Regions from separate parts of the Mus musculus genome. Here region 2 is linked to region 1. A link is a loop called in an ENCODE intact Hi-C map of the cell type or tissue named here. Cell type or tissue: gastrocnemius. All regions are shown on one strand. Each heading gives the region's core, and the rest is flanking DNA. Links, peaks and the distances in the headings are about the cores only. Region 1 overlaps Rmi2 (RecQ mediated genome instability 2). Region 2 overlaps Clec16a (C-type lectin domain family 16, member A).

What was found. Hi-C counts contacts between places; a loop is a spot of excess contacts. Peaks named below come from ENCODE experiments on the same cell type or tissue, not always from the same donor. Only the 100,000 strongest peaks of a DNase experiment are listed, where the experiment ranks them.
Region 2: it touches region 1 in a loop (4-fold over the local background); 24 of 42 quality-filtered maps call a loop at or near these places.

What each region holds. Positions count from the first base shown.
Region 1 is chr16:10,840,347-10,852,304 of GRCm38, forward strand. Rmi2 (RecQ mediated genome instability 2) reads left to right here. Exons shown (of 2, transcript NM_001162932.1): 2 at 1-2,889. Among named protein-coding and RNA genes, the nearest start is that of Rmi2, 11 kb to the left of the region's middle. In gastrocnemius, for the core only: CTCF peaks have their summits at 1,815 (motif pointing left), 6,374 (motif pointing left) and 8,182; DNase peaks (open chromatin) are centred at 2,108, 3,693 and 6,392; H3K4me3 peaks cover 1,207 bases; H3K27ac peaks cover 6,890 bases.
Region 2 is chr16:10,560,883-10,572,840 of GRCm38, forward strand. It overlaps Clec16a (C-type lectin domain family 16, member A), which reads left to right. Exons shown (of 23, transcript NM_001204229.1): 3 at 2,255-2,388; 4 at 7,500-7,648; 5 at 10,612-10,717. Among named protein-coding and RNA genes, the nearest start is that of Clec16a, 22 kb to the left of the region's middle. In gastrocnemius, for the core only: a CTCF peak has its summit at 4,801 (motif pointing right); a DNase peak (open chromatin) is centred at 4,800; H3K27ac peaks cover 3,058 bases.

The sequences.
Region 1 (11,958 bases), core at 1,459-9,458:
ATGGATTAAAATTACAGATGTGAGGACAGAATGGCATAGTGGCCTGCCTCCCATCACCAGCTATTGCCAACTTGTAGGGACAGGTACCAGCCCCTTGCTGACAGCTTGCTCTCATATGCATTGTGCTCATACTGAAGCTGAGGCCAGCTGTTGAGAATGGTGGGAATTCTCACAATTCTCTGTTGAACTTAAAAATCCAAGATGGAGACAGACTTTTCAAGCACTTCTGCTTCAAAACTGTTGTGGAGAGACATCCAAGGTGGAACAGCCTGTAGGCTTAGAGTCCTGGCCTCCTTTCTGTATGAAACGCCTTTCTGTTGGGGTTGTATCAGTGTTGGGTTTGGCTTTCTGCTGACAACCCAGGCTAGATTCCTATTTGGATGGCAAAGACCCAGCAGGCCATCTTATGTTACAGTCTTGCTGTAGGACTCTTCCTAGTAACACTTTTTTTGTTTTGTTTTTTGTTGTTTTTCGAGACAGGGTTTCTCTGTATAGCCCTGGCTGTCCTGGAATTCACTTTTTAGACCAGGCTGGCCTCGAACTCAGAAATCCGCCTGCCTCTGCCTCCCCAGTGCTGGGATTAAAGGCGTGCGCCACCACACCCGGCCCTAGTAACATTTTTTGTGTGGTGTAGTTTTTAAAAGTAAGCCCTACTATCTGTTTGTCTTAAAGACAGGGTCTTATATAGCTCAGGTAGTCTCCAGCTCATGACTCTCTTCCCTCCCCTCCAGCCCGTTGAGATTACGGGTGTGCACTACTGTGTCTGCAGTGCTGGGGATGGAACCCAGGGCTTCCTGCAAGCTAAGCAAACACTGTATTACTGAGCCACATTTCCAGCCTAAAATGTTGATTTATTAAAACAGTTTTAGGTTTTTGGAAAGAATGAACAGAAAGTGTTTCCATAAGCACACTGAAGCTGAGGCTGTGTATGTGTTAAGCAAACACATGAGCTAGAGCCCCAGCTCTTGTGTCTTCAAGGCTAGCCAGATGTGGCAGGCCTCCTGCTGCAGCCTCCAGAGTGTGGCCCACACCCCACACTCGGCCCCCACACCCAGCCTCACCTGGATTGCCATGAGCATCAGGTGGTACTTGTCACCAGAAAAGCTAAGGAGTCACCTGGCAGGAGATGGACATCGAGGGACAAGAGAGGATGAGGACTCAGGTGATCTAGACCTGCCTCCTTCCTGCCCTCCACCCCCTAGAAAAAGCATCGAGGCCTTGAGCCCAGTTTGTAGCTCAGGCCAACCTCAGATTTCCCATCTTCCTGCCTCTGGTTAACTGGGATTGCAGGCCTGCTCCTCCAGCCTGCTTACATGGACGCCTTAAAAAAAAGATTTTATCTTTAGTTATGTGTTCGTGGGGTGCTTTGGAGCCCAAGAGAGAGTGTTGATAAATAAACTTTACCAGCCCCATGCCAGGTAGCTCACAGCTTCAGTAACTCCCTGTAGTTCCTAGGCATCTGACGCCGCCTTCTGGCCCCTGGAAAACCCTCACAACCTAGCATATAGACTTCAAATAAATACTTAAAAAAAAATAAGTCCTAAAAAATAAAGAGAGCCAGGTGGTGGTAGCGCACGCCTTTAATCCCAGGGAGGCAGAAGCAGGCGGATTTCTGAGTTCGAGGCCAGCCTGGTCTACAAAGTGAGTTCCAGGACAGCCAGGGCTACACAGAGAAACCCTGTCTCGAAAAACAAATAAATAAATAAATAAATAAATAGGGTTTAAGAATAGTAGTAATGAGGGCTGGTGAGATGGCTCAGTGGGTAAGAGTACCCGACTGCTCTTCCAAAGGTCCGGAGTTCAAATCCCAGCAACCACATGGTGGCTCACAAACCATCTGTAACAAGATCTGACGCCCTCTTCTGGTGTGTCTGAAGACAGCTACAGTGTACTTACATATAATAAATAAATCTTAAAAAAAAAAAAAAAAAAACAGTAGTAATGAATGGCACTGGGGTTGGACCACGGGGTCCCCAGGGTCTCACACACGCCAGAGTAGCACTCGACCAGCTAGCCTCCTCTGACCTTTAAACTGATGGATGTCTGTTGTGCTGGGAGGATGGTGCCCTACAATCCCACGTAAAGACTACCAGCTGATTCATCTTTCTGCATGACTGCCTTCCTGCCAGCCAGCCAGCCAGCCAGCCAGCCAGCCAGCAGTAGTCAGTCTCTCTGGCCTTCCCTTCTTCCTTCCCTCCCCTCCTCACCCTGCCTTCCCCACCCTACCTTTTTAGGCAGTGTCTCTAGTTCAGACTGGCCTTGAACTTGGGCTTTCCTGGAACTCATTATGTAGAGCAGATGAGTTTCTGCCTCCTGAGTGCTGTGTTAAAGGTGCTAACATTTTCTTTTAAAGGAAGGCCAAGTTGAAAAGTGATCTGTGTTTGACTGCTGAACCATTCATTTTTTAGGTCTATTTTTATTTGTGTGTGTGTGAGTCTAAAAGAGGACCTTGGAATCTTGAGCTGGGGTTACAGCAGGTCTGAGCATCCCTGTGTGGGTTCTGGGAACCAAACTCAGGTCCTCTGGAAGAGCAGCAAGTGCTCTTAATTGCTGAGCCATCTCTCCAGCTCCAATGTACGTTGTTTGAGCCTCAGAAAATTTGCCAAAATAGTGCAGCTGTTTATATTTTTATTTGCCTATTTATTTGCATGGTCTCTGTAGCCAAGTTTGTCCTGGAACTCCTGATCCTCCTGCCTCAGCTTCCTGAGTATTGAGATCACAGGTGTGCGCCATTAAGCTTGGTTTATGCAGTATTGGGGCTCAAACCCAGGATGTCTTAAATTATAGACATACCAGGTTCCTATCATGAATATCTTACATTAGTATGGCATGGATGTTAAAATTAATTAACAAATTAACTAATGAACAAATACTGAAAAGTTAGTAACCAAATTTATAGTTTGTTCTGGTTTCTTTATTCATTTTTCCCCAGGATTCCACATTCTACTTGGCCGTCGTGTCTCCTTAAGGTCTCCCTTGTCTGGGACAGTTGATCAGTTGCTTTTGATTGCACTGGAATTTAATAAACAGACACACAGGTACACACAGTATACACACACATGCATATGCACACACACACACAATTTTTCAGTCCTGGAGATAGAGCCCAGGGCCTCTTGCATGCTGGGCAGACTCTACAGCTGAGCTAGCTATACCTTAGGTCTCAAATTAATTAATTTTGAGGCATCATCTCATGTTCCAGGCTAGCCTCAATCTCACTGTGCAGTTATGCATGATCATGAAGCCCAGCTCCTCCTGCCTGCACTTCCCTGGTGCTGCGATTGCAGGTGTGCACCCCCACACCTAGTTCTTGTGGGTCTGGGGATCAAACTCAAAGCCTGGCTCCTGCATGTTAGGCAGTCTGTTACTTGAGCCCCAGTCTGAAACTTAATTTTGATGCAGGCCCCAGGATCTCTGCTACAGGATTCTTAGTAAAATGGTGTCCCCAAACTGTTTTACCCCAGAGTAGCTGTTGAGCTGTGTGTGGCACAAGCCTACTTTTCCACTGGAGAACCGAAGCTGCTGACAGCTTCCCAGCCATGTCCTCACGTAACTCCTGGTGAAACACCCATAGAAAAGTGCAGGCTGGCTGGAGGTCAAGGCGGTGGGGGGAGGGGCGGCGCAAACGGCAGTGGGCAGTGGGCAGTGGCTGTCGCCTGCCTCTCCAGCACAGAACTGAGCCTGTGGTTTCGCTGCACATTCAGAACTCTCACTATTGGGGGCTGCTGTTTCCTCCCTGACAGCGCCAAATGAAAATGCATCCGGAGGCTTCAGTTCTCAGCTGCCAAATCAAAGTCAGTTTATCAGTGAGCACCCGCCAGACCGCGGCTCTGGCGGCAGCCTGTGTGCCCTCCCCACTCAGCTTCCTCTTTGAAATGCTCTTTTCTAAGAACTGAGAATAAGCAACCTAGGCCGTGACTTCACTTTTCTCGGAACTGCTTTACATTATATATATTTTAAAAATTCGAAACCATCACTTAGCTGGTTTTGGATCGCCTGAGTTCCCTAATTCTTTCTGTTGCATGTTCTTGTAAAGCTGAAGTTTTACCGCAAAATTCTGCAGGAGGGGAAAGAAGGGCTGTGTGAAATAGGGGAGTGTCTGACTGCCGTGTTTTTGTTGGCTTGTGTGTGATTTAATGATTAAAGAGAAAAAGAAACCAGAGGATATGCTGTGCGGAGTCGGGGATCAGCTCTGAGTTCTGTCTGTCTGGCCAGCCAGGGTTGATGCTGGGTACCTTCTCCAGTTTGCTGATCAGCTAGCTGACTCTTGAAAGGATAAGCGGGAGCCTGGGTATGGGGGTGCACACCTGTAATCCTGACATTCTGGAGGTGAAGGCCACTCAGGGCCATAATGTGGGTTCCAGGTCCTTTGTTGACAAGCCCCTATGTAAAGAGGAAGAGGGTGGTCAAGGGCCGTGTATGGTGTGGAGTGCTTGTTTGGCATCAACAAAACCCTGAGTTTGATCCTCGAATCTCAGCACTAAGGAATTGGAGAATCAGAAGTTCAAAGTCGCCACGGGCTACATAGCAAGCCTGGGCCAACCTGGGCTACAGGAGACACTGTCTTGTTTTTGTTTTTGTTTTTGTTTTGTTCTTTTGTTTTTCAAGACAGGGTTTCTCTGTATAGCCCTGGTGGCTGTCCTGGAACTCACTTTATAGACCAGGCTGGCCTTGAACTCAGAAATCAGCCTGCCTCTGCCTCCCGAGTGCTGGGATTAAAGGCATGCACCACAGGAGACACTGTCTTAAGACAAAACAAAACAAAACAAAACAAACAAAAACAGGTTTGAGGACAGCCAAGGCTACACATAGAAACCCTGTCTCGAAAAACTGAAAAGTAAAAAACAGGATGGGGGAGAAGGAGTGGATATGCCTTTAGTCACAGTTAGCCACAATGACCTACATCAAGCAAATAGCTTTGAGCCTGTGTCTGAAGACACCGTTCAGGGGCTCCCACCTTGTCACACTGTGGGCTAGTTCTGGTTCCACCATCCCCTGCCTGACCTGGGGTTTGAAGGTCAGCCTTCAAGGTGGAGACTTCGAGGTGGTTCTTCCTTCAAAGGATGCTGCTGGTAGGCTCTTGGGAAATGGAGTTTGCCACCCCTCCTTCTGAGTGGGGAGGTCTCAAGGTTGTTTTAGAATCCTTGCTTGGCATCTCTGTCCTCCGGGGACTCACATCACACACACACACACACACACACACACACACACACACACACACACACACACACACACACACAGAGTAAGCTGTAGGAGTTTCAGGTTGAAGACAGAAGCCACAGAGTAAAGGCACAGTGCTCAGGAGCCTTGGCATTTGAGGGCTTTAAAGCTTCTATTTAGTTAGCTAGTTGTGTGTGTGTGTGTGTGTGTGTGTGTGTGTGTGTGTGTGTAGGTGGACATTTGCTGTGGCATGGGTGTATAAATCAGAGGATAAATTGTGGGTGTTGATTTTTGATTTCTACCGGGTGGGATGCAAGGTTCAAACTCAGGTCTTTGGGCTCGGTGCTAAGTGCCTTTATCCTCAGAGCCATCTTGTTGGCCTGGGTTTGAGTTTTTATTGTTATTGTGATTTTAGTTTGTTTGTATTTTGTTACTTTTTAAGATTTATGTGTGTGTGTGTGCCCCGTGCATAAGCATGAGGTACTGTGTGAAGGTAGAGGACTGCTTTCGGTAAACCATTCTCCCCACTGTGGGTCCAGAGAACTGAGTGTACTGCATTTGACCCCTACAGCAAGTGTTTTTACCCACTGAGCCCATTTGTGAGGCAGTTTCTCATAGCTCATGTCGTCCTGATGACCTTGGCAATCCTCCTGAACCCTGGATCACAGCTGTGCTCTTCTGCCTGGTTCTTACGTGCTGGAGATTAACCCAGAGCTTTATGCATGGTGGGCAGACACCCCGCCAACTGAGCTGTGTCTCCAGAGCAGGTTTTTTGTTTTTCCCTTGTTTCTCCTTTTCAGACAGGGTCTCACTACGTAGTCCAAGCTGGCCTTGATTCTCTTCCCTCAGCTCCTGAGGTATGTACTACTGTGCCAGCATTTTGGGTCCCTTGCAGGTGCTGGCATGAAGGCAGGAAAGTACTCTTCAGAGAGGAAAGATCTGGACGTATAAAAGGGCCATGGCAAAGAGTAAGTGCTAGTGTGCCTGGACAGTGACTTCCTCGATAAAGACACCAGCACAATTGCATACTTGGTTTGCGCTGAGCATCCTTTGCCTAAGAGGTGTGTCTGCTCGCCTTGCATTGCCCCAGCAGGCCACAGGGGCAAGTCGTGAGCTAGTAGGTGCCTGGTGGTGTTAGGGACAGTGTTCTTCAGAGCCAGCACCTTAATTCTTCCCTGTTGGCTCCTTGGGACTGCTCTAGAGTGGAGTATAGCACCCCCTGCTGCTTGGCCTGGGTCTGGTCTGAGCCCTAGGGAATGGGATGAGAGCCAGAGATCACAGAATGAAAAGCCACAAAATGAAGCAAAGGAACAAATAGGGCCACAAGAAATTTCACAGCCAACCACCCTGGGAGTTCTGCCCATTGTGGCCAGACAGGTGGGGGCAGAGTGGGGGAAGTTTGGACACCAGATGGGTTTCAATGGACTTGACATTCAACTCTAGTCCCTTTTATTAAGTGACTCACCTTGGGTGAGTCTCTTCATCTTTCTGAGCTCTTTAGGCTTTTTAGGCTGTTTAGGTCACTATGTAGAAGCTTAACTGAAACTCCTGAAGTAGCCCAGGTTATCCTCCAACTTGCAAAGATTGTCCTGCCTCTGCCTCTCAACTGCACCACCATGCCCAACTCTTATTGTTTTTATGAGCTATTATAATTACTATGATTGTTGTTGTTGTTGAGACTTCTCACAATTGTAGCCCTGGCTGGCCTGGAACTCACAGAAATCTGCCTGTCTCTGCTTCTAGCATGCTGGCATTAAAGGCATGCACCACTATGTCTAGTTATAAGCATTTAGAAGTATTTAGCACTTGGGCCTGAACCCAGGGTCATCCCAGGCAAGCACTCAGTCTCTGAGCCATCCCCAGCCCCTCTGCACCGTTTGCTTTCAGATAAGGTCGTACTAACTTCCCTGGGCAGCTGAGTATCTGGGATTGAATCTGAGTCACTAAGCTCTTTATAAGCAACTTCAAATTATTGTGGTTGTCCTCGTTATCATCGGGGACATGATATATATATATCATGAGGACAGGTTGCCAGTGCTTATAGGCAAGCTTACTGACCTGAGTTCATTTCAGGGAACCTACAGAAAGATGGGGGGGGGGAGCTATCCCTGAAAGCTGTCCTCTGACCTCCATATAAGTCAATGGCATGTGTATGCCCTTATATCCACATATAATAATAAATAAAATACAAGTTCAAATGGACAGACTTAGCATTATTATTATGTGCTGGGGATGAAACCTAGGGCTTCCTATATGTAGATGAATGCCCTACCTCGGAACCACATCTCAGCCCTCTGGGCTTATGTCTGACCTCTGTAGAGAAGAATGCCTGGGGTCAGAAAGAGTAAACGACTCTCTACTCTGCTGCTAAGGGAATCCAAGCAGTAGGTGACTTGTTGTTTTGTTTCATTTTGAAACAGGGTTTCTCTGTGTAGCCCTGGCTGTCCTGGAACTCAATCTGTTGACCAGGCTGCCCTCAAACTCAGAGATCGTCCTGCCTCTGCCTCCTGAGTACCCAGATTAAAGGTGTGTGCCACCACACCTGAGTGTGGCCTTTGTCATGAAGCCCCAGTGCCTGCTGGGCCCTGGGTCTGGAGACAATGGGAGGAAGATCCTTGGTTGCTGCACAGCTTGCCTTATCTCTGCTGTATGCATGCAGGCTCAGCTCATCGCAAGAATCACTTCTGAGGCTAAGGAATGTGGCTCAGTTAGTAGAGTACTTGCCTAGTGTGCGTGACGCCCAGGGTTCATTTCCCAGCATTGCATTAAACTGATCATAGTGGTACACACCTGCAGTCTCAGCGCTCAGGAGGTGGAGACAGGGGGATCAGAAGTTCAGGTCACCTTCTGCTCAGTGACTTAGATAGAGGCCAGCCTAGGCTTATAGAAGTCTTTTATTGTTTAAGTTGGAAAAAGTCCATTTTGCAACTAAGATAGTGTTCACAGGTTCTGGTTAGGGTGTCATCACAGGAGAAGAGGGCCATTCTGGCCCCTGGCTGCACAATTATCTCATAGCAAGGTTCCTGAATGCCTCCTCCCACTGTAGCATTAACCCACCTCCCCAGAGGTCATCTAGCTCAACTGAACAAGCAGGGATGTGGTGTGGACAAAGATCAGCCTAAGAAACAGAGGCCCTGTGCTGGGAAATTCAAAGCTACAAACACCTGCTCCTCCCTTCTGGCCAAATTGGGTGAGGAAAGGAAGGGCTTTGAAATCTCATTATTGACTGCACTTACCTACTTCATGCATATGTACATGCAGAGCTAGGAAGGGGGGCAGGAGGACCAGAAGTTTCAGGTCATTCTTGGCTACATTGCAAATTAGAGTTCAGCCTGGAATATATGAGACTATCTCAAAAAGAACAATGTTAGGGAATAGCAGAGTTGGTGATTGCTGTTTGGCTGGAATATTCGACTTTACCAGATGTTCTGGAACACACGTCTGGACTGTCTTGAGCTGTGTAGGATGACAGACTCATGGGGTTGCTGTTCTTGAATGTGGCTTGTGTATCTTGTGGGGTTGCCAGACACAGTGGATAGAATATACAGGCTGCCTTTCACAGGATCAATGGGATAGAAACTGTACCTCCACAGTGGGGAAAGCCAACAGACAGCCTTTTGCCAGATGATCTGGCTCTAATGTCACATGTCAGGGTGACCATAACTAAGCCCCAAGAGGCTGGAACCTAGGTTTGTTTCACTCCCGAACCAGTTCCCTTCTCTTACTTTGCTCCAGTAGAGCAGGGACTGTCCCACAGGGTCCTCGGGAATCTGGGTTGGCCCCATTACCCTGGAGAGGTGTGTGAGGACATGACATCTTCCATATGTCTGACCACTAGGATGATACAGCACACACCGCCATGCATGTAGTCACTTAAAACAACAGATTTCCCATCTCTGCTCCCATGAACCAAGTATCTCTCAGCATAGCTGGGTTCTCTGCTCAACCTCACTGGATGGGGAGGGGACCCAGAAAAAGTTTCGTCCTATTTGTTGACAGCATTTAGAACGCAAAACAATAGGACTTAGAGCTTGTTTCCTTGTCACTTATAAACTAGGGGTCCCCCAGAGCCCTCCTCTGACTTCATATCAGTATTGTGTGTCCAGCTCATCATCTTGTTTCTCAATTTCCTATCTTCCCTCTCTGGGCCCCGGGTTTAAAAGTTTTCCTTTCTTAAAGTAGTGTGGTACTTAAATTACACCAGTAAATATCTTTTCATTGGCATTTGAATACCAGGAAGAAGGTGGGTCTTTTGTAAGTGGGAGTCTTGTGTATAAAAGACTCTTAAGATCCTGCCACAGGACCTGCAGGAAGGACAACAGCATAAGGAGTTAATTCGGGTCTTGGAGGCAGTCAATGCTTTCAAATCTAGGCTCCACCACCAATCAGCAGGCTGCGAGCCTCTTGTCTGTAAAGTTTGAGCACACCGAGCTTGTTTAATTCACCTTGTTGGCTGGGGCAGACGTCCTGTTTGCTCACCTGTCACAGAGATCATAGATCCGCTTTTCCACATTCTTCAACTTGTGTGGTTGGCAGTGTGGCCCTTTAAGACCAGCAGGCTTGGTGACTCCTCCAGGATCTTGGCTTCTCCGTCTGGCTGGCTGCCCCAGACTTGGCACAGGGAAGAAATGTCAACAAAGAAAGGCCTTTTTGCCAATATGAATGTGCAATAAAACACAAATCCAATTCAAACATCAGTGCAACTGCACGTGTAGATGAGATCTGACTGAGGTGGGCTAAAGAGTGCAGCTAGAAGTTAGTTCTCACTTCCGCCCCCCTCAAAGGCTGGTGATCGAGGGAACATTTGCTGGTGGCTTCCTGATGGGAGCCCTATGTCTGTTTTTTTCCACACTCATGCTGATGCCCTTAAAAACCTTGTGAAATTATTTGTGGAAAAAAAAGGACGAGAGGCATTTTGGGTAATGGCAAAGCTGCAAAGGTTCCAACATGGGTGGTTTTATAGCTAATTGGAAAAACATGTTTCTTCCAAGTTGACTTAATCTTTTCTGCAGTGCTTGGAGCCTTGAGAGTTCCCAGAGACTTAAGGGTGTAATCGCTCCAGGGTGGTCACCCCAGTGATAGCAGGAGCAAAGAGCCCCTTCATGCCGTGCCAGCATGTGAAAGTGTTTCCAGGTCCATCTGGGGACCCTGTCAATAATAATGATTGGGGCATGGGCTAGGTGTTGGGGCTAGCAGAGCGAGAGGCCAGACTCTGGCTTGGAATTTAGTCTTTGGGGCGTAGACAGGGAAAGGAAGCTGTGATGCTGAAGGGTCTGAGATCTGTGGGCTCCCAGCCTCTGTACCACGTTCATTCCTTGGGCCTGTCACCCTTTGGCAGGGATATTTTGTTTTATTTATTCTCAGACAGGGGCTCTCTTTGTAGCTCTGACCATAATGGCATAACTATGTAGACCTGGCTGGCCTCAGACTCAGAGATCCACTGTCTGCCTCTGCCTTTGAGAGCTGGGATTAAAGGTGTATGCCTCCACACCTGGCTTGGCAGTTACCCTAAGACTTCTGAGTCAGAGGTCCCTACCTTCTCTTTCCCTTTGGGGTTCTCCTGTGCTGAGGATTCCTGGGGACAGACGATTGGCTGACCCACTACTACACCCTGGCTCCTCTGGCTCAGACCCTGGAAACACAAAGACTCGAGGCCTGTGTCTGGCCAGTGGCTGGTCTCAGTGCTCGGGTCTTAGTTCTCTTGGCTGCTGGGTTGGTGTATGTGAGTTTGGGGTAATGGTGCCCTGCAGTCCCCTGTTTCAGGATAAAATACAGGGCATGGAGCTTGCCCGTGAACAAAAGGCAGCCCTGCTGTTAGAATTTCATGGCTTTGTGGTCCGTTCCCCCCCCCCCCCCCATTCTTTCTTGAACTCCCAGAAGAGGCTTGGCAGGGAAGGAAGGGCAGTTTGGATCCCTGAGCACTGCTGGGGAATGGCCCTGCCCTTAGCTTGCTCTAGTCCTGCCCAGAGTCTGACCACGGAACTGCTGGTACGTAGGCCTCTGGCGTGGGCTGCTGGCCACCTCAGTCTGCTGGGAAGTGCCCCTGTGCTATGCTACTTTACTTGTTGCTGTTACAACCTGTCACAACCAACTTAAGGAAGGGCTTATTCTGGCCACCGTTGGAGGGCACAGTCCCTCGTGGTAGGCTTGGGGGCAGCTGGCCACATGGCATCCATAGACAAGAAACAGATGAATGGGGAGTGCGCATTTTGCCCCTTTTTACCCAGTCCAAGACTCGAAAATGAGATGGTGCCACCACTTTTAGGGTGCAGCTTCTCAGTTGAACCTCTCTAGAAACACGCCAGAGATAAGCTGACAATGAAAATTCACCAACACATGGGTCTTGTCCTGCTCAACACAGGCTGTGTGCTGGTGACAATCAGGACAGGCATGTTCCAAGGGAGGACAGACCTTAACCACAGCAAGTGTAGAGCCAGCCCTCCCCAGCTCTGGCCTCTCCTGACAGTAGTGGTCCCACCATGTGAGAGGTGGTCAGCTAGGACTTACAATAGCGGAAGGCCTGATCTCCAGGCTGCTTAAGGTGGGGTTAGGAAGCGGCCCTCAAACGTGTCTCCCCATGTAGAAGGGGAAGTCTCTCTGATCTTAACCTTTTTCTTTTTCCTTCTCACTCCAGCCCAAAATTTGATTTATTTATTATATGTAAGTATACTGTAGCTGTCTTCAGACACACTAGAAGAGGGCGTCAGATCTCATTGTGGATGGTTGTGAGCCACTATATGGTTGCTGGGATTTGAACTCAGGATCTTTGAAAGAACAGTCAGTGCTCTTACTCGCTGA
Region 2 (11,958 bases), core at 1,749-9,748, 280 kb before region 1:
AAGGTTGAGAACCAGTGATCTAAACTAACTGGCCATTTTGTCCTCAGGATCTCTGCCCCTGCTTCCTGAGAGCTTGGGTTATAGGCAGGCTGCCATACCCACCCAGCTTTTCTATGGATTCTAGGGATCTGAGCTCATGCTTCTGAGGCTGGCACTTTCCCCACTGAGCCACCTCCCTAGCCTCTAATACAAACGTATTTACTGAGGGCCAGCAAGAGTCCTGAGCTTTGAGAGCACAATCTACCAAACTTGCCCCTCGGCCCACATGGAAGCTCTATTGGTGTCCCCACGTGTAGCTGGAAGATGGTGAAGGAGCCTCTCATTCCTAGAGTCTACCAACCGGAAAAATAAAAATTCTTGCCATTCAAGCATGAAGTTGAATCCCCAAAATCTATATAAAGGCTATGTATGGTAACACACATTTGTAATCCTTGTGCTTGTATGGTGAGATGAGAGGCAGGAACAGGAAAATCCCTGAAAAGTGGAAGACGGGTCAGGTAGCTTGTACATGCAACAACAATGATACCTGTCTCAAACAAGGTAGAAGGTGAGCACAAACACCCAGAGCCTCCTCTGACTTCCATGCACTCAGCATGGTGTATGAATGTCCCAACACAGACAGACACACTGGACACACAGAGAGACAAACATCTACTTGAGAGCGTCACACTAGATTACTAAGTCACCCCAGCAGCAATATCCAGGCACAGATGTTTGACAGCTTCCTCCATTGGCCACCCAGTGGTATTGAGTGTGTTCATGATTCAGGAGAGCTGCTGCTTTTTATAACCTGAAGCAGGGGCAGACAAAAATAGGTCAGGGGCCTGAAATGCTCTGGGGTCAGTTGGAGCAGTGTGTGGAGGCAGGCAAGCTCCTGGAGTCAGAGCAAGAAAAGAACTGACAGGTTTTAGGGTCATATTTTATCATTCACTTATTTTATTATTTACTTTATGGATTCAAACAGAATTATGTGGCATTGAGTGTCAGGCAATTGGTCCCTGTGGAGCTGACAGGTGAGGAGAGAGGACCACCCAGAACGGAGTCAACCAGCAGACTTGTGTGACTGCAGGGGCTTTTCCTTTTCTGTCTGTCTTTCTATCTAACATTCCTTCCTTCCTCCCTCCCCCTCTCTCTCTTTCCCCCCTCTCTCCTTCCCCCTTTCTGTCTATTTGTCTTCCCCCTCTCTCCTTCCTTCCTCCCTCCCTCCCTTCCTTTCTCTCCTTCCCCTTCCCCTTTTCTGTCTGTCTGTCCCTCCCTCCCTCCCTCCCTCCCTCCCTCCCTCCCTTCCTTCCTTCCTTCCTTCCTTCCTTCCTTCCTTCCTTCCTTCTCAGAAACAGTTTCCTATATTCCAGGCTAGCTACATTGAATTCATAGTGTAGCTAAGAGGCTGACTTTGAACTTCTGGCTTTCCTGCCTCTGCCCAAGTGCTGAGATTACAGATGCATGCTTCCAACACTTGCCTTGTGTTCTGCTGGGCAAGCACTCTATCAACTGAGCTATATCCCAGCCTTTGATTATTCCAAACTGATCCTGTTCAAATATACTAAACAAATATGTAGAAACAACATCTTCTTAAAGGAAGGTCCTATTTTTAACACACACACACACACACACACACACACACACACACACACACTCACACACACACAGAACTGAGGTGTGTACCTGGCCAATGCTCCTGGCTGTGTGTCATTCCAGCACAAGAAAGCAGAAGCAGACCTGGGGACTATAGGGTGCCTCTACCACATCGGTGTCTTCACCTTCTTTCAAGTTCTTTGTCCAGAGATCTGGAAGCTGCACACTTGACAACAGAAGTGAAAAACCTCTGCTGTCATTCAGCATCCTCAGGCCTTGCAGGGAAGCCACTTCTTGTGTTTTCCTAACCTTGAATATGGGAGCGCAAGGGAAATAGGTTTTGTGGGGAAGCTAAGGATTCCGGTTGTGTATGTCCTGGGGAACGATGCTTGTGGTGCACAGACTGCTGTGTGGTCACTTAGCAGGAAGAGAGCATCCCTATTCTGTCAGAATCTAGTTCACCATTTCATGTAAGTAGCACCACCCTGGTCTGCTTAGACAGGAAAAGGAAGAGTCAGAGTGCATGTGTTGTTCTCCCTTGCAGATGGGATCAAGGGCACTGAGACTATCCAGGCAGCCCTAACAGTCTAGTCTTGCCACTGGTGATCTTCATAGGGCGAGCCTACACATAGCAGCCGTGAGCGTATCACCCACTGACCCTTTCTTGTTCTTTCCCCAGCTTCTTCCTGGAGAAGAATATGTTTGTTTTCTTCTTGAACATTCTGCGGCAGAAATCAGGCCGTTATGTGTGTGTGCAGCTGCTACAGACCTTGAACATTCTCTTTGAGAACATCAGCCACGAGACATCGCTCTGTAAGGACACTCCTTGCCGTTTGCCTGTGTACTGCTCAGTGTCGGATGGTTCCATGTGTCTGCGTCCCACTCATTTTAGTCTGCCCAGGCTTTATCCCAATAGGCTTAGTGGCGTGTGTTTGCCCACTATTCTGGAAGACGGATATCCACTTTGAAGCTGAGGTCAGGGCTGGTTTCTGGTGGGGATTTCTTTTTAGTTTATAGACAGCTGCTGTCTGAGTCTGTTTTCTTTTACTGTAACAAATTCACTGAGACTAAGTAATTAAAAATATCTTTTATTTCTTATGTGCATGGGTGTTTTGCCTGCACATATATCTATAATCCATGTGAGTGTCTAATGCCTGCTGAGGGTATTGGATACCCTGGAACTAGAATTAAAGATGATTATGAGCCATCATGTGGGTTCTGGGAATCCAACCCAGGTCCTCTCAAAGAGCAGCTGGTGCTCTTAACCACCAAGTCATCTCTTAAGCTCTGAGAAACTAGGTCATTTAAAGAAATGAGCTTTATTTTGGCTTAAGATTTAGAAGGCCAAGAAGTTCAAAATTAGGTATCCATGCCTTGTGAGAACCTTCTGCTGCTTCAACTCACAGTCAAAAAGGCTGTGTAAAAGAAACCATATATTTGCTCAGTAAGCGCATGGTAACCTGATTTCTTTTAATCTGTGAGCTTTACAGAGCAGGTAATCCCCATTGCAATGCTTCAAGTGTTTCTTTAAAATTTGTGTTGCATTTACCTCTTTGCGTGCTTCTCTGCATGTGAGTGTGTGCACACGGCCACACTGCAGAGTGCACGTGGCAGTGGAAGAGATGTGAGTGTGTGCACACGGCCACACTGCAGAGTGCACGTGGCAGTGGAAGAGATGTGAGTGTGTGCACACGGCCACACTGCAGAGTGCACGTGGCAGTGGAAGAGATGTGAGTGTGTGCGCACGGCCACACTGCAGAGTGCACGTGACAGTGGAAGAGATGTGAGTGTGTGCGCACGGCCACACTGCAGAGTGCACGTGACAGTGGAAGAGATGTGAGTGTGTGCGCACGGCCACACTGCAGAGTGCACGTGGCAGTGGAAGAGATGTGAGTGTGTGCGCACGGCCACACTGCAGAGTGCACGTGACAGTGGAAGAGATGTGAGTGTGTGCGCACGGCCACACTGCAGAGTGCACGTGACAGTGGAAGAGATGTGAGTGTGTGCGCACGGCCACACTGCAGAGTGCACGTGGCAGTGGAAGAGATGTGAGTGTGTGCACACGGCCACACTGCAGAGTGCACGTGACAGTGGAAGAGAGGTAACCGTTCTCCTTTTGTCGGTGGAGTTCGGCATTGGTGGCAAGAGCCTTTACTTTCTGAGCTCTCTTGTCAGCTTGCAGGAACTTGCTCTTAAGGTAACTAACTCGTCAAGGGCCAGGAGAGGAGAAATTCACAGTGAGAAAGATATTAACCCACTCATGACAGCTTCACTCCATCACCTAAATACCACTCATAAGCCTTACTTCCTAACGTGGCCTCATTTCAGGAATAGAGGTTAGGACTCATGAAACCTGGGGCCACATTAGACCTTAGCTACCTTCTCACAGTACCTGGCCCCGCCTGTGAGAGAATGAAGTCAGAGAGCTCAACCTCTGGTCTCTCTGACTCCATGGGGCACTAATTCTGTCAGGGGTGGAGCCTGACCCTGCAAACTCATTTAATCGTAATTACCCTGTCATCACATGTAGTCACACTGGAAACGACATGTGCAGCTTTTGACTATGTTGAGGGTAGTTCAGTGTGGTAGGGTTCCATGAAGGACTCCTGCTGATTGACTTGCCATCCCCTCAGCATGGTTCAATTTCAAAGATCTAATGACTGAGGAGTACATAGGCCAGCACTTCTAAGAGCAATGGAGAAGGCAGAGAGGTCTTAGGGGTGCCTCTGCTTCAGTTTTGTTGCCCAGCAAGCAAGAATTTAACTCAGTTCAACCCTCAGCCCCATTTATTCTTCTGAGAGGCAGGGGCTACGGAGGCTCTTGTTATAACTCCAAGAAAGTTTGAGTCATGGACCCAAAGTAACCAGTACAGCACATTCAGAGTAGAGGAGAGATTTTAGCACAGGAGAATACACTCAGTGGTCCTCAGTGTGGTGCTGGCATTTTCTGGAGCTGCTCTTAGTTGTCATAGTCCATCCGAGTAGAGGGAGGCTGCAATCCCCAGGGCAGACCTTCAGCAGAGCATTACCAGACCCTTATCTATGCTGGGACTGAGCCAGCCTAATTTCATTCTGTGCTAGTTACTTACTCCAAATGCAGCACAGTGCAGGTCCTGCTCTTGAAAGCAAGAGAAAAAACGGTGGAGCGCCCAGAGCAAAGGCAGGTACTGACTTCTTGGGGCAAATCAAGTTGCTGGGTGGTGGTGACCTTAGCAGTGGCCACTAGGTGGTGCTGTAGCCACAGAGCCCTCCTCCTCCTCCCCCTGACCACAGATGGTGCTAATTCACATCTCCCTGTGTGGTTTCCCTTGTTATCAGCTTCTGTTTCGCTGGATCTGGAATAAGTGTGGTTTCTGAGCTCAGAGGGGAAGATCCAGCTCTGAGGTGCAGGCTCAGGAATGTTCTGAGGCCATTGGGACAATTCCAAAGTCTTGACCTTTAATATGGGGTCTTTGGAGTTTTATCTTGGTGACCCTTTTGAAATCCATTTAGGGCTAGGATTAACAGTACGTCCTTTGAAAGTTTTAGCTTCTTGGTGAAGTACCTTGAAGATCTGATGTAAATCCTTTGAGGTGGCCTCTGCTGTGCAGCTGACATGTACATCACCTTTCAGAACTTCCTGTCTGAGGATTTCAGACCTCTAGGTCGGAGCCATTAGCTGTCATCACGGGTCACCAATCTGTAATGGAGAACTTAGCTGCCTCACAGGGCTCTTGTGACCTTTATTCCAGTCTCCCCACTTCTCCAGACATGGCTCCTGATGACCCTCTCTGCCCTCTGCATTGGTGCTATTTCAGATTCGATACAAAAGTGATCCGACATGTGCATGGCTCTAAAAGGAAGTGGGAGCAGTGTGGGAGCTGCCTGCAAAGCCCAGCAGACACACACCTTTGGCTTTCAGGACAGTTTATTAAAAGTAGCTTTTGAGGCAGTGTTCTCTTTGTAGTGTAGTTTGGCCTCAAACTCTCAGTCTTCCTGCCTCAGCTTCCAAAGTGCTGGGATTAAAGGCATGGGCCACAACACCCAGCTCTGCTTCAGTCTCTGAGTGCCACCATCACAGTATATGTATGCCATATGCCCTGCTGCTTTTATTTTTACTTTTTAGTTTTAGTGGGGGAGTCATTGTAAAACAGCATAACATAGTCACAGAAGTGCAGTCAGGTGCCTGTAGCCTCCCACCCTGCACCCAGCCATGCAGGCCGTCCTACTCACTCTGCTGTTCCTGCATGTGACTCGCCCTGATCTATATTGTTATTAAATGAACCTGACTGTGGGCATCTAGGTGCTTTCCAGGTTCTCACTATTACGCTATTACAGGGAGGCATTGCACAGATGCTACTGTTGCCTCTTTGTTTGGTGACCTAAGTAACAGAGGCCCAAGAGACTGAGATTACTTACTGACTCCCAGGTTTATTATAACAGAATACCACAGAATGTCAGCCACAGTGAGGGGGTAGTAGAAAAATCCCAGCCACACAGTGGGCCCCTTTACTGATCCCTAACCCCCCACAGAACCTTGTAGAGGACTTAAAAAAGCCCCTGTGAGGAGCAGATGAACCTTGTGGCTGTCTCAGGTGTAGAATGTAGCCAGACTTTCTTCACACACCTTAAGCTGCTAGCTTTTGTGCCATTTGTGGCCCAGAAGCAACTGGCCTATAAATACAGAACTTACTGAGATGTCCTAATTTCCTCCTCCTGTTCCCATTGCCAGATCACAAGTGTTCCAGTTGTCAGAAGCACCTAAGTATTATGTTACATGGTAAATCACAGGTGGATAAGTAAGTTGGGGACAGTTTTAACAGCAAAGAGGGGGAGGTAGTGTGGCTATGACAACATTCAGACGCAGTGATGAGAGAGACCAGACACTGACAGCCTCATCCTGTTTCTATGACAACACTCAGATGCAGTGATGAGTGCGAGGCCAGACACTGATACCCTCATCCTGTCTGGCTCCTCTGTGTAAGGTTCACAAGCAGGTGCACAAGTCTATAGAGATGGGGTTGGAGTGGTTCCCTGCCTTGAGAGAAGATGCTGACAGGGCAGGGGTATGAACAAGCTTCCGAAGGAACTGCAGATACACCGGGCCTTAACTGAGTGGGGCCTGCACAGCATACATCTGTATCTATGTCCCATAAGCAGACACCTGAGGCTCACATGCTTGAGTGTTAAATGTGTGTGTGCAGGAGCTTGAGGTTCTATACAGTGCCATTTCCACATATAGCAAGCTTACCTGGAGCACTTGTGACCATGACTTACTTAACAATGTATTCAAGATTTTTAGGGCCCCACCCACTCTCCTGGCCTCTCTTGGAGCTGGCCCCAAGAGCTGCCTCAGGTATCAGAGACACGAGGGCAGTCTGGCTGCATTATCTTTCACCATGATGATCTCTAGGGTTGGTTTAGCTGATCTTGCTGGCTAGGTTCGTTCACTATCTTGGGTGTATTCCTTCATAAGGTATATGCTCTGTTGACATTGCCAACCTCCCCGACAGAGGTCAGAGGTGTGAGTAGTGCTGTTCCCCTTAGAACCAGGTTAGTGTTGGGTAGTTAGGACCTGAGGTGGTTAACCTGATGCTAGACACATGGTGGGGATAAAGGGACTCTTATGAGATTGTCAGTAGATAGAGATTAGAGACACATGCAGCCCTTTCTGGCATTCTGGCATGGTAATGTCTTCTGATGGCCATGTGGGCTAGCAGTGAACAGAAAACATGCTTGAGTCTGTCTCTTTGGGTTCACAAAGGAGGCCACAGGCTTCTCCCTGGAAGGGCTGGTGGGCCTGCGTAGTGTGTGGTTTCTTAGACAGGTAAAGGTTAAGCCGCTCTTTGTTGCTCACTGGTTGAGTTGTGCTTGTTACTCGGCGGCCTGTGCTGGCATTTCCTCCAGCCCGAGCTCACCGGTTGCACTTTGTGTTCTCTCTCCTAGATTATTTGCTGTCTAATAACTATGTAAACTCGATCATTGTCCATAAATTTGACTTTTCCGACGAGGAGATCATGGCGTATTACATATCGTTCCTGAAAACGCTTTCATTAAAGCTCAACAACCACACTGTCCATTTCTTTTACAATGAGGTGAGTGGCGCCCAGCAAGTGTATGTGTCAAGCTAGTCCAAGCGTGGAGGCCTTTGCTCTACAAAGCACTTTCCTAAGCACAGACTTTGGCATACTTAAATAAAATTTTTTGTTTTAAAATATGTGGTGTGTGTGTGTGTGTGTGTGTGTGTGTGCGTGTGCGTGCACAGGGGCATGTGTTCAAGTGTGTACATGTGTGTTCTGGGTTTGTGGGGCCAAGCAAGGGCTATAAAATTCCTACTTTGTCCCTCTCTGGTTTGTTCTTTTGGATCTCTTCCTGGACCAGGAGCTTGTTTGCATTTTGCAGGTAGGCTGGCAGCCAGCAAACCTCGTTTGCCTCCATGGTGGGGTTAGAGGCATGCCAGGCCAGGCCAGGCTTGTTAGGTGAGTGCTGGGACTGGCATTCTGGTCCTCAGAACTGGTTAGGAGGCGTTTTCAACCGCTGAATCCCACAAACTTTTTTCTTTTTTCTTCTTTTCCTTTTGATTTTTGAGACAGGGTTTCTCTGTGTAACCTCTGCTGTCTAGGCACTCATGCTGTAGACCAGGCTGGCCTCAAACTCATGGAGAACCACCTGCCCCTGTTCCCGAGTGCTGGGACTAAAGGTGTGCACCACCACACCTGACACAAACTTTTTTCTTTAATTGAACAAATTTTCTTGCTATTTTAATGTAAACTTCAGGTTAACTTGGCAGGGAGGAAAATGTCCAGAGGTTACCTTGTTGGAAACAGCAGAAACTCCATTTAGGTACAGCTTTTCTGCTCCTTGCAGTGTGACAAGAGAACTTCCAGGCCTCTCTGAGCCCCCTCCTTTGAGAAATGAGGTGAAACTATATACCTGGCTCTGGGTTTCAGGGACTCACTAGATGAGATTCCATCTTCAGAGTTGTGAGAAGTGATAAACTGGCACAGCTGTCCTTGAGGGGTCAGGTCCCTCACAGTCCTGGGAGAGCTACTCTTATAGCGCCAAGGAGCTTGAGATTAAGGTCAGTTTAGCTCACATGCTTAAAGTACAAATGGCAGCTGCGCTCTGCCTCACTGTAGGAAGGGCCCAGGGTTTTCCAGCTTCCTGCTCAGTAACTGCAGCTGGCATCTGCTCAAGGCTTGGTTCCATGTGGCCGTGTGATTGCCGATGCTCCAGATATCACTCAATCACATGCTGTTGTCAGAATTTCTGATACCATTTCCTCTCTCGTATCCCTTCTGAGAGAACTTTCTCAGAAAAGTCTGAGAATTCGCCCTCAGACTTCTCCCCATGTCCCACTGATTAGAGTTGCACCAGTCTCTTCAGTGTGTTGGACTTCAGGCTTGGCTGACTAGAGCTATTTTACTCAGTGCCCCAAGAGGCTGATGTCCTCTGGAGGCTGGAATGTGGCTGGAGGGTCTGCTTCACTGTCGTGGTGGTTAGCTGAATCTGGTTGTGCGTGGGAGACCACAGCTCCTGTTCAGGGGCCTCTTCCCAGGGCTGACCAGCATCCTTCCAGCCAACTTCCCTAGAGTGAGTCACCCAGCAGACCACGGTAAGCAGTGATGCCATCCATGCCAGCCTCGTGCCACTCACACTCACTCACTCACATACACTTACTCCTAGCATACTCTTTGGTCACACAGGCATGATCTGCCTCTGTGGGCGGATCCAGCATGAGTGTGACACAGGTGGTGAACATGTTTGGGGACTGCCTTGGAAGCTAGATGTCATACAGCCAGCTGCATGTCATTTGTGTGGCAGATATCACCTGAGTGGTTGTCCCACATGCTCAAAGCCTGTTTTTGAAGTCAGACCACAATCCCAAACTTTCTGAGTTTGGGCAAAAACCATCAACTCTTGTTGTATGGCAACAGTGAACCTTGATTTTCATGATTCATTAGTCTCTCAGAAGAAAATGCTAGCCAAGGGCCAAAAACATGAATGCACTTGAGAAAATAACATGATAGACTCCTGTCCCTGCCACATAGTAGGTGCTTGATAAACATGTCCAGGGAACAGCTTTCACCCAAAGGCTCTCCCATGTGGAAGAAAACCCAGACCAGAGTGAGGGACAGAGTATTTTTTGCTCAGGTGCCTTCTGAGTCGTAGTGGGAGGGCAGAAGTCATGGGTCTGGAAGAGCTGGACATCCCAGAAGCCTTGAGGATTTTTTGGTTTTTGTCTGTGTTTGTCTGAGCCAGATTAGTAGTTTCCACTTTTTAGATTCATACTTGATTGCTGGTCCTCAAAATGGAATTGCCCTTATAATTGCCCTGTTGTTATTTTGTGTATCCTGCTCCATTCCAGGAAGGGCTAGCTTAGAGGATCTCTGTCTACCATCCCCTCTCCTGAGCCACTCACACAGACTGGGTCCCTGAACGATATAGGAACATTGGCCACAGGAGGACAGCAAAGTACACTGCCAGGGCATTTTTGCTCCATCCTCTCAGGCTAAGGCAGTGTGAGTCTTGTTCTGAACCATTTAATTGTTTCTCTTTGTCCCCTTTTAACAGCAGAAGACTCCTAAGACCCTCTGCCTCCCTGATAATGCTACACTTTTAGTATTTCCAAATGGAGAATGGTATAACAGCCAAGACATGCTTGAACCTACTCCAACTTGGTCTTTAATCAACCAGGTCTGACGTAAATAACTAGCACTATTCTCCATGCACTGTAGATGCCAAGGACTAGGCAGAGCACTGGACCAGAAATGACCTCATTTCGTCCCAGAGGCCAGAGAGTGTGTGCTAGTACCCCAGTTTTATAGGTGAAGAAGTGGACTCAGAAATACCTCCTCATACAGCTGAACATGTAGGCCAGGTCAGACATTCTGTGTACATTTTCTCTTCCCTGGCTTCCTCACCTCCCATCATGGTGACATCTGGTGTGTTTTACTTTGGTTTTGTTCTGTTTTATCACAGTCTGACACATTTCAGAAAGCTTTGGGAGCAGGTCTGTCTTTGGATTTGTAACTTTTGGAACCATTTTTTGTTTTAGCACACCAATGACTTTGCCCTGTACACAGAAGCCATCAAGTTCTTCAATCATCCCGAAAGCATGGTTCGAATTGCCGTGAGAACCATCACTTTGAATGTCTACAAAGGTAAGTTTCCTCGTGCACTTGGGCTTCAGGTCGTAAGCCAAGTGCTGGCTCCCAAGCTCACAAACACAGTTCCAAGTTACTGGAGACCTTGCCTAGTATGAGCAGTGGCTGCTTGTCTGACAGAGATTTGCAGGCATATCACTGTTCCTTGTGGAAATCTTTGAGCTGTATACTCTAGCATTGTTCCCTGCTGCTGCCCCACCTTAGTCTATCCCAAGAAGTCTTTGAGGGGTTGGAGTGGCCATAAGCTAATTAGATAAAGCAAAACTGTCTTGAAAATTTTAGCTTTAAATTTTTGTGTTTTGGCTTATAAAATACGCTGTTACAGTTATTTGTTTTATAGTTTATCTTTAAATATGCATGAGAGCATTTCACATCACAAGCAGCAGGAGGCAGTATTGTATTCCCAGCCAGCCACCAAGGCCAGTATTAACAACAGTCCTTCCTTTCTCTCAGATGTATGTAATGCTCCATCCTGTGTCCAGTGGAGAGTCTTTCCACAAGGCCTGCCGGTGCTGGCACACAGGCTGCCTGCCTGCCTGCAAGGTTTTGGAGCTGGAACTGGCCCTCTTAAGACAATTCCTAAAGGCTAATTAATTTCCTTGTGGAAACCACAGTGAAGCTGGGCCTCTAGTTTCTTGGCCATTCAAGGGCTTTGACTTTCATGAGTCAAGGTGGTATTACTTGAGATGCAATACCAGTTGAGGGCCAGGGAAGGTCACCTTAAATTTAATTTAAGAGCTTTTTCTCAGAGCCTAATTTGGTCCAGCCAGAGATTGCAAAATGAGAGCCTGTAGACACAAACCATCCCTCAGACACATTTCAGTTGGCTCAGATGGAAAAAAAAATATACAGAACATCCAGGAATACCTTGTCTCTAAAAAGAAAGTGTGCGTGTGTGTTTGCTTTAAAATATAAAAATTTGGAGTTTTTACACTGTGCATTTCTGACTTGAAGATGTGCATTTGGGTATTCAGGGCCCACACTCCCATGGGGAATTAAGTGGTCAAAGGCTGAGAAGCAATCGTTGCTAGGGCTCCAACCCCCTAATTTGCTCTCCCAGCCTTCAGACTTGGTTCGCTGTGCAGCCATTGACCTGGCAGACTTCTGAGTTTGCAGCCTTGGCCATGCATAGTTGGTTCCACTGTCCTATGCTCTGTTTTCTCTTGCTCTCTTCTAACTGTGTCTTTTGGTTTAGATGCCTCCTGACTAGGCTTTGTCCTTCTGGGCCGCTGTCTCAC